3 separate regions of the Homo sapiens genome follow, and all the other regions are linked to region 1. Evidence: chromatin contacts called from ENCODE Hi-C or POLR2A ChIA-PET data. All regions are on one chromosome and are shown on one strand. Each heading gives the region's core, a stretch centred on a gene start or an enhancer-like site at or near the end of the contact. The rest is flanking DNA. Distances are from core to core; before and after follow the strand shown.

Evidence for each region. Hi-C counts contacts between places; a loop is a spot of excess contacts on that map. ChIA-PET counts read pairs that join two places held with the same protein, here RNA polymerase II (POLR2A). Pooled maps may share reads with other maps.
Region 2: a map of naive thymus-derived CD4-positive, alpha-beta T cell shows a loop between it and region 1 (14-fold over the local background). The contact joins the promoter of MIS18A-AS1 here to the promoter of TMEM50B in region 1. A Hi-C loop is called at or near these places in 1 of 168 maps with a recorded cell type or tissue (naive thymus-derived CD4-positive, alpha-beta T cell) and 9 of 50 pooled maps. POLR2A ChIA-PET finds 5 or more read pairs at or near these places in 1 of 52 experiments (activated naive CD8-positive, alpha-beta T cell).
Region 3: a map of naive thymus-derived CD4-positive, alpha-beta T cell shows a loop between it and region 1 (9-fold over the local background). The contact joins the promoter of EVA1C here to the promoter of TMEM50B in region 1. A Hi-C loop is called at or near these places in 1 of 168 maps with a recorded cell type or tissue (naive thymus-derived CD4-positive, alpha-beta T cell) and 5 of 50 pooled maps. POLR2A ChIA-PET finds 5 or more read pairs at or near these places in 2 of 52 experiments (CD4-positive, alpha-beta T cell and MCF 10A).

Annotation. Positions count from the first base shown.
Region 1 is chr21:33,478,686-33,481,244 of GRCh38, reverse strand. TMEM50B (transmembrane protein 50B) reads left to right here and starts at 1,271. Exons shown (of 7, transcript NM_006134.7): 1 at 1,271-1,407.
Region 2 is chr21:32,277,918-32,280,476 of GRCh38, reverse strand. MIS18A-AS1 (MIS18A antisense RNA 1) reads right to left here and starts at 1,272. Exons shown (of 1, transcript NR_046576.1): 1 at 1-1,272. It overlaps MIS18A (MIS18 kinetochore protein A), which reads left to right and starts at 1,428. Exons shown (of 5, transcript NM_018944.3): 1 at 1,428-1,796. The coding sequence starts at 1,463. RefSeq lists enhancers at 1,015-1,234, 1,178-1,677, 1,678-2,179.
Region 3 is chr21:32,411,420-32,413,978 of GRCh38, reverse strand. EVA1C (eva-1 homolog C) reads right to left here and starts at 1,273. Exons shown (of 8, transcript NM_058187.5): 1 at 966-1,273. The coding sequence starts at 1,125.

The sequences.
Region 1 (2,559 bases), core at 22-2,521:
TGAACACCTAGATCCTAGCCCATGTATAAGAGCTATAGGAGAACATTATCCAGGATGGCATTTTTGGTGATAATTCCATGATACAAAACCTTTTACTTCATTATGCCTCAAGTAAAATGCTTTTTAGATTTCCACTGATAATAACTCTACTTGGCTGGGCACAGTGGCCCACGCTTGTAATCCCAGCATTTTGGGAGGCAGAGGCGGGTGGATCACCTGAGGTCAGGAGTTCAGGATCAGCCAGGTGAAATCCCGTCTCTACTAAAAATACACAAATTAGCCAAGCATGGTGGTGCGCACCTGTAATCCCAGCTACTCGGAAGGCTGAGGTGGGAGGATTGATTGAGCGTGGGAGGTAAGAGGCTGCAGTGAGCCAAGATCACACCACTGCACTCCACCCTGGACAACAGAGCAAGACCCTGTCTCAAAACAAACAAACAAACCACCCAAAAAACAAAGCTCGACTTTCCCCCAAACAACTAAATGGTTATAGGCATTTCTGTAGGAAATTTAGACGGGGCTTCCAAACGCTGTTAAAGTTATGTTGAAAATCCAAGAGGCTGAAAGATATCTGACTATAAGAAAGACGAAAAAAAAAAAAAAAGACAAAAATCTACGTGAATAGACGGGAGAGCGCCGAGCGAAATCAGAAGACTAGTTGTATTGTGAGGATCACCTCGGGTAACCAGCACTCGCTGGGTAGCCCTGGTTTACTAACTTCAACTTTCTGGGGCTCCATTTCTGAATTGAGGGGATTAGAAAAAGGCATCTCTAAAGACCCTCCGTTCCCGAGAACCCTCCCGGAGCACCTTCCCTACTCTGGGCAGCTCGCAGACAGACAAGACTGATCGGCCATAGGCGAAGGGAAACCCTGGTCCCCCGGGTCTCGAGCTCCGTCCGCACGTAATCTCACGGTACTGCACTTCAAGTCAGCGTGCAGAAACGCAGCAGTGGGAGCCCGGCGGCGGCCGCCCACCGGCAGGGGACAGGAGAGGCCCGTCCCGCTCTGCCCGGAACCGTAGATAGCTGGGTCTGAACTCCGGCTCCGGGAGGCCTGCAGAGCAGCCCACCCCGTCCCTCGGAGCTCGCCCTGCCCCCGGCCGGCCACTTGCTGCACGCCGATTGGTCGCGAGGAGCGCCCGGCGTCCCGCTGCGCCCAGCCAACGCCCTCTCCCCGCCCCCTCGCGTCCCGCCCCGCCCCCGGCCGGCCACTTGCTGCGCTCCGATTGGTCGCTGCGGTGCACACGGCGCCTCGCCCCGCCTCACCGGCGCTCTATCCTCGCGTCTGCTCCCAGCTCCGGGCTCCCGGGGCTGAGGTGGAGCCGCGGGACGCCGGCAGGGTTGTGGCGCAGCAGTCTCCTTCCTGCGCGCGCGCCTGAAGTCGGCGTGGGCGTTTGAGGAAGCTGGGTGAGTCCTGTCTGTGGGTCTCCGGCGCCAGGCAACCGTAGAGGGCTCGCGCCCGCCGCCCGCGCGTAAGGAGGCTCCCTCGTCGGGCCCTGTCCGGCCCGGCCTTCTGGGGGCTGTGGGGCCGTCCAGCCGGGTTTTCCCTGCGTTCGGCGCCGGCCTGCAGACTCGGGCCCGCGGAGCCCCCGCCGCCCCTTCTTGCCCCTGCCCGCGTCCCTTCGGGCCGACCGTGACCGTGGCGCCGCCGCGACCCGCAAGCAGCCCGGGGAGGCTGCCCTGCCGCGCTGTCACGCCGTCAGGTTGCGTTCCTGGGGAGGGCTGGAGAGGCTCCATCTCGTGCCTTTCACCTTCTCGCGCGGCGGGCACGGAGGCGACGGTTTTCGGGACGCCCTGCTGCGGCCGCGACGCCCTCCCGAGGCCGGAGCGAGGGCCCCGGGGCGGCTCCAGCCCTTCTTCGCCCCTCCCGTTTGCCCCGAACCATTGCTAGGAGCCTGTGTTTTCTGCACTTTTCTGATTTCATTCTTACGAGAGTCAAGTACAGAGGCGGGAGGGGAAAGGGAAGGGGAACAACATTCTTTCGAGAATTATAAACCTTGAGCTCCGTTAAATAAGTAGCAGCAGAGCATTGTCACTGGAGCAGTGGTAGTCGCGGGTAGGACCGTTTCGGTTTTTAGCCAATAGGCTGGTTAAAGGTACTTAAAACAGTAAGTTGGAAGGTGCTGAAATTCTAAGGTAAATACGTGACCTTTCAAAACCAAAGCAGTGAGACGGGCTAGGCTGGGCTGCTCCCCGCTGCGCGTGCCTGGGTCGGGGGGTGCGGAGGGGCAGGGGGCGGAGGCCTCGGACGGGACGGGGTGGGAGGGAAGTGGCATCCGCATCGTCTTACATCGCGCTGTAAGACCCGATTTTCTCTTTTCGGAGGATCCCATCTCCCTTCTCAGACTCTTCATCCTACCTGCACTGTGGATCCCTTGACACTTCAGAGGCTCTGAACTCTCAGGCCGGTCACACTTTTTCATCATTTTGTTTCTTGTCTTTTAAACCTGCATGCATTTCAAACGTAGAGCAAACATTAAACTTTTTTTTTAAACTGAAGATAGTGGTGCAAGACTTTGTTATTGAAATGCAAACCAAAAGTTATCTTGAATATTTATC
Region 2 (2,559 bases), core at 23-2,522, 1.2 Mb after region 1:
AAAAAAAAAAAGCCTAAATTATCTAAAGCATTTTCTTCCAGTAAGAAGGTGATTAACATGAGCATGGTGTGCCAGGGTTTACAAAGTATTTTCATGAATATTAGAAAACTCGATCCTCATGAACAACTTGGTGTAGTACTGAAGAAACAGACTCCATTTACTCCATGAAGAATTAGACTCAGGGAAGGCAAACAGCCTTTTCCACAGTTCCCTACACTGTTACTACCTTGTGGAGGGAGGGGTAAGTTAACCAGGACCACTGACTCCAAAGCTTTTGCTTTTTGCTAGTGGCTGTAAGCACTAAAATTGGAAGTACATTTACATAAATAGTTTATGCAACCAAGCAAAATAGGCAGTGACTTGGGGGACACCCAGAGCGTAGTAGGAACAGAGTAGGTCCTTGCAGGTAGCTTTCTTCCCAGGTATACCACCAGACTGTCTGTGGTGCAGCTGGCTGGTTCCCCGCCAGCTTTCCCTCCTGACCTACGGTGTTTTAGGCAGAGGCTGGCTTTCTGGGGCAGCTGAGGAAATCTGTCCTTATCATCAACAAGGGATGCTTCTTCCTTGCAAGGACGAATTGTTCCTTGATCCAAGCAGCAGGGACACTTCCAGGCTTTCCAGGGGCACTGCTGCTTCCTCAACTTTTTCCTTGCAGTGACAGCCTGAGTGATCCGGGGCCCTTCCCAGGGTCTCATTCCAGGGATAGCAGTGCGCAAAAGGACCCTGTGATGAGGGACTCCTCTATCCCCTTCCTTCTCCACTTCATGGAAAGGAGGTCCCCAGGAGCCGACAAAATAGAGCAGTGGTCATCAAAAGTGGAGCTGCTTATATACAACTATAATTAGTCCACTTACAAAAAAGAAGAAAAAGGGTGGTGGTCTGGCACAGTGGCTTACGCTTGCGATCCTGGCATTTTGGGAGGCCGAGTAGGGAAGATCGCTTAAGGCTAGGAGTTCGAGACCGGCAACATAGAAAAACTCCCCCCCCCACCCCCCAAAAAAGGTTGGGCTGCCAATACTGACAGCGTGGGCACGCCTAGGAGCTTGTTAGAAATGCAGATTCTCGGGCTAACCTGCTACCTGCTGAACCAGAGTCTGCGAAGATGGAACCTGGCGATCTGCTTAAGAAGCTCGCCAGGCGGTTCTTAGACACTCAAGCTTGCAACCCGTAACTTTCTCAGTGACGCTGCCCCTCCCACGGAAAGGGGTGAATAATCCTTAGGAAGACAAGCAAACAGGTCTGCATCATCAATTTCTTCAGGCTGGAAAACCTGACGCAGGCGCAGTGACTATCACGCTTGGCCAAGGCCGCACGGCGCGCATGCGCACTAGAGGCCGCCCGCCGTCCCGCCCCCTTCAGGCTTTTGCCCCTTCTCGGCCTCCGCCACCGCTCCCCGCCCCGCGCATGAGCAGCGGCGGTTTTTTTTCCCATGGCGCTCTGGGGCGCGGGCGATTTGTAGGTAATGGCAGGCGTTCGGTCACTGAGGTGTAGCAGAGGATGCGCTGGCGGCTGTGAGTGCGGCGACAAGGGCAAATGCAGCGACTCCTCGCTGTTGGGCAAGAGACTCTCCGAAGACTCGAGCCGCCACCAGCTGTTGCAGAAGTGGGCGAGCATGTGGAGCTCCATGAGCGAAGACGCGTCGGTGGCCGACATGGAGAGGGCGCAGCTGGAGGAGGAGGCGGCGGCTGCGGAGGAGAGGCCGCTGGTGTTCCTGTGCTCCGGCTGCCGGCGGCCGCTGGGCGACTCGCTGAGCTGGGTGGCCAGCCAGGAGGACACCAACTGCATCCTGCTTCGCTGTCAGTTGGGTCGAGCCGGGCAGGGGGGGCGTGGGGTCGCCTTCTTCCAGGGGTGCCGCGCGTGGGCGGCCCGGGAGGAGGCGGGGGCTCCTTGGGGCTGCCCAGGGACTTTAAGAGCAAAAAGTCTGAGAGTGTGAGCTGTGGCAGGAAAAGGGGAGGAGGGTCACCCCTCCACTTTGGCTCTCGGGCGGTGGGTTCTTTTCTGGGGTCCCCGATCCCAGAAGAGCAGTGGTTGAATCAGCATCATCGTGAGCATTACTCAGAAACAAAGGGCGACAAAGAATAACACTTTTAAAGACCCTAAAAAAAGAGAAACAAATGGTCAACTAGACTGTAAGCACTTGAGGTGCAGCCAGTACTATTACTCCCCATAGAAATTAGCAGGCTGTTGGTGTATCAGCGGATGCCTCTACAGCCTCCAGTGATAGAGCCGCAGAGTTGACGGAACACAGTGCTATAGGGAAGAAAGGGAAGGAAACTTGCAATAAAAGCACCAACAACCCCATGAAAACTGGCGAGGAAGGAGGATGTAGCAAAAGAGTTCAGAAGAAGGCAGGAATTAGTTTCTAATCCTGGTTCTAGCAGTTACCTCTTACCTCTGTTGTTCCACTGTTCCCTCATTTTGATGTTTTTGCAGTATTTAGGGATAAAGTGGTTCACATATTTTTTATGAATTGGTGTAAGAATGGCTGTTGTTTTTGGATTGTGATTTTTCAAGATGAAGTTTTTTCTGTCTTTGAATGCCGTAAATGTTCCGATGGCA
Region 3 (2,559 bases), core at 24-2,523, 1.1 Mb after region 1:
AAAGACTCTGCACTGAGGACCCGATAGGGACCGACTGTGCAAAGCCTGAACTTGGCAGAAGATCCCTGGAGAAGGAGGAGTATGGGGCTCAGAGCTGCTCCCTAAGCTGGGCTGGGGAAGGCTGAAGGCCTCCAGCCTTGCCAGAGGGAGATCCAGGTGTGCTTCAGCGGCAAGGACATGTGTTACCTTAAGCAACTGCAGCGCTAACTTAAGCATGTGCTCCTATGGCTATCGTCAACCTAGAAATCCCTTTCACTTTGGGGCGTCACACCTGTAAGCTCAGAACTATCTGAGATCCGCTGCGAGAGCCTGGATCACGATTCCCAAAAAGAAAAGCCTCCTAGTTTATTCGAGAGTAGGAAGTCATTATTTTCTGTGAAGGAAACTGGAATTGGAGAGGGAGGACCCTGGTACACTTTGGCAGAGAGGCTCCTCTCTCTTATCTAAGTATCTCCTCATCCCTCACTGCCTTTCCACCAGACCTCCAGTCCCCGCGGGCTTCCCTTTCTACCTGCCAATGTGGACTCGAGGTCAAGTGTCCCCTGGGCTAGTCTCCTTACATGGGCAAACGGGCTACGCGGGTGACAAACGCGGCGCAACGCCTCCGACCACAACACGTGTATTTTACAGCGCTGGGCGCGGCACAGGGCTCAGTTTAAGGAGCCTCCATAGAACGAGCGTGGCTCAGGACCAGGTCCCTAATGCTAGGAAATTGACGAGGTCAACAGCAGGGCGAGAAACTCTGAATACATTACACACCCTTCCTTCTTGGGAGTGGCAGTCCCCCGTCGCCACTTCACTCGCAGCCATCTATATGCCAAGGGCTCACACCAGACAAGTGTCTGTGAGCACGCCTCAACTTTAATCCTACCCCGCCGTGTCCACTGGTGCGGCTGCCCCCAGTCGAGGGTTCACCTGGGCGCTCCGCGGTGCCGGGGGCACACAGCCAGGGAGGGCGCTCTTACCAGAGAAGTCGGTGAGCGCTGAGATCTCTTTGGAGCAGACCAGGACAGTGCAGTAGAAGAGGCGCAGGAGCTGCCCCGGCGGCTCTACCTGCCGGCGGAGGCCGGGATGCTGCACGGGCTGGGGCGTCGGCGGTTGGCGTGCGCGTCCCGGCAGAAGCATCGTGCGCTGCGCGGCGGGGCGGAGGCGCAGGCCCGGGACGCGCTGGGGGTCGCAGGGCTAAGGACGGCGTCACATGGCGGGGAGAATCGATGGCCAGCGGCTCCGCGGCCCCCCGCCGCCTCCCTGCCCAGGCTGCCAGAGCCTCCTCCCCTGCGCGGGCCAGCCCAGGCGCCCCAGCAAAGGGGAGGGGGCGGAGAACTGGGGCGGGGCGAGGATCCCCGAAAAGGATCCGCGTAGTTTCCCCGAGAGGAAATCTCCGTTGCCGCCGTGCCGGAGGAAGCGAGGGGGGCCGTAGGGAAAGCGCAGCCTTCGCGCGCCCCGCGGCTGCCCAGGCCGATCCCTGGCGCGCTGCCCACCGCGGAGGGCGCCCCCAGTAGCGCGCCCCGGGCCGCGCACCTTGAGCGCCTTCCACACCCGGGAAACAGCCGGGCACCCGTGGCCCTGCCCGCGCTGGCCGGGTGCCAGCCTCGCCCTGGCGGCAGAAGGAGCGCGGCCGGTGCCCGTGACGCACTTTGGAGCCAGCGCCGCGCGTGCAGCTGGGGCGCCCCCGGGGCGGGGCCGATCGGGGGCCGCAGGAAGGTGGGGTCCTGGAGGCGTGGGATCGCACCGCTGCCATCCCCGCCACCCGCCGCGCGCCACGTGCAGTCACCCGGCACATACAGTTATCGCCATTCCACAGAAGAGGAGACTGAGCCCCGGCGCCGTGCCCAAGCTCTCGCAGCCAGGACGGCGACGAGCTGGAGGTCTCAAAACCGGTCAGATGGCTCCGGAGCCGGGATCTTTAGCTCCAGCTCGGCTTCCTTTGGGTGCTGGTTGTCCGCAGCGCTGGGGGATCTGACACTGCACCGGCGCAAACAGCCGCCGAGCGCTAATAATTGGGCTTTGTTTTAAAGTGGGCCACAGCATCTTTCTGAACCTCTAGACTGTGCGCGGGGTGACCCACGTTCGGACGCCCAGCCAGTGGCCTAGGAGTGGCCTGCGTAGCCCCAACTCAAGGGTATCGAGGACAAGTGCGCGAGGGGCTCCGTGGCTGCTTGCCGGGTGCGGGTACCTGGCGCCCAGCGACCCAAACCCTATGGATCGCGCGGGGCCGGCGGAAGGGAGGAGGGCGGGCGCTAGGCACACAGTGTTCCCGAACCCGGCGGGAGGGCCTGCCAAGTTCGCGGCGGGCGTGACGCGGAAACGTAGATAATGAGGCCCAGGGCGGGGCCGGACGCACTGCCCCGCGGGCTCCAGAGCTGCGAACGCCCCAGAGTGTGCAGGGAGGCCTGCAGAAAGAAAATGCGGCTGAGGGTCCCCGTGGGACCCACTCAGAGGTGGGCCGTAAAGATCCCGGAAGGGTGGATGGCATTAGATACCACCTAGTACTCCAGCAAGGGCTGGGTCACCGAATTGGGATCTCGGCCTCTTCTTCCAGTCTGGGGAAAAGTGTGT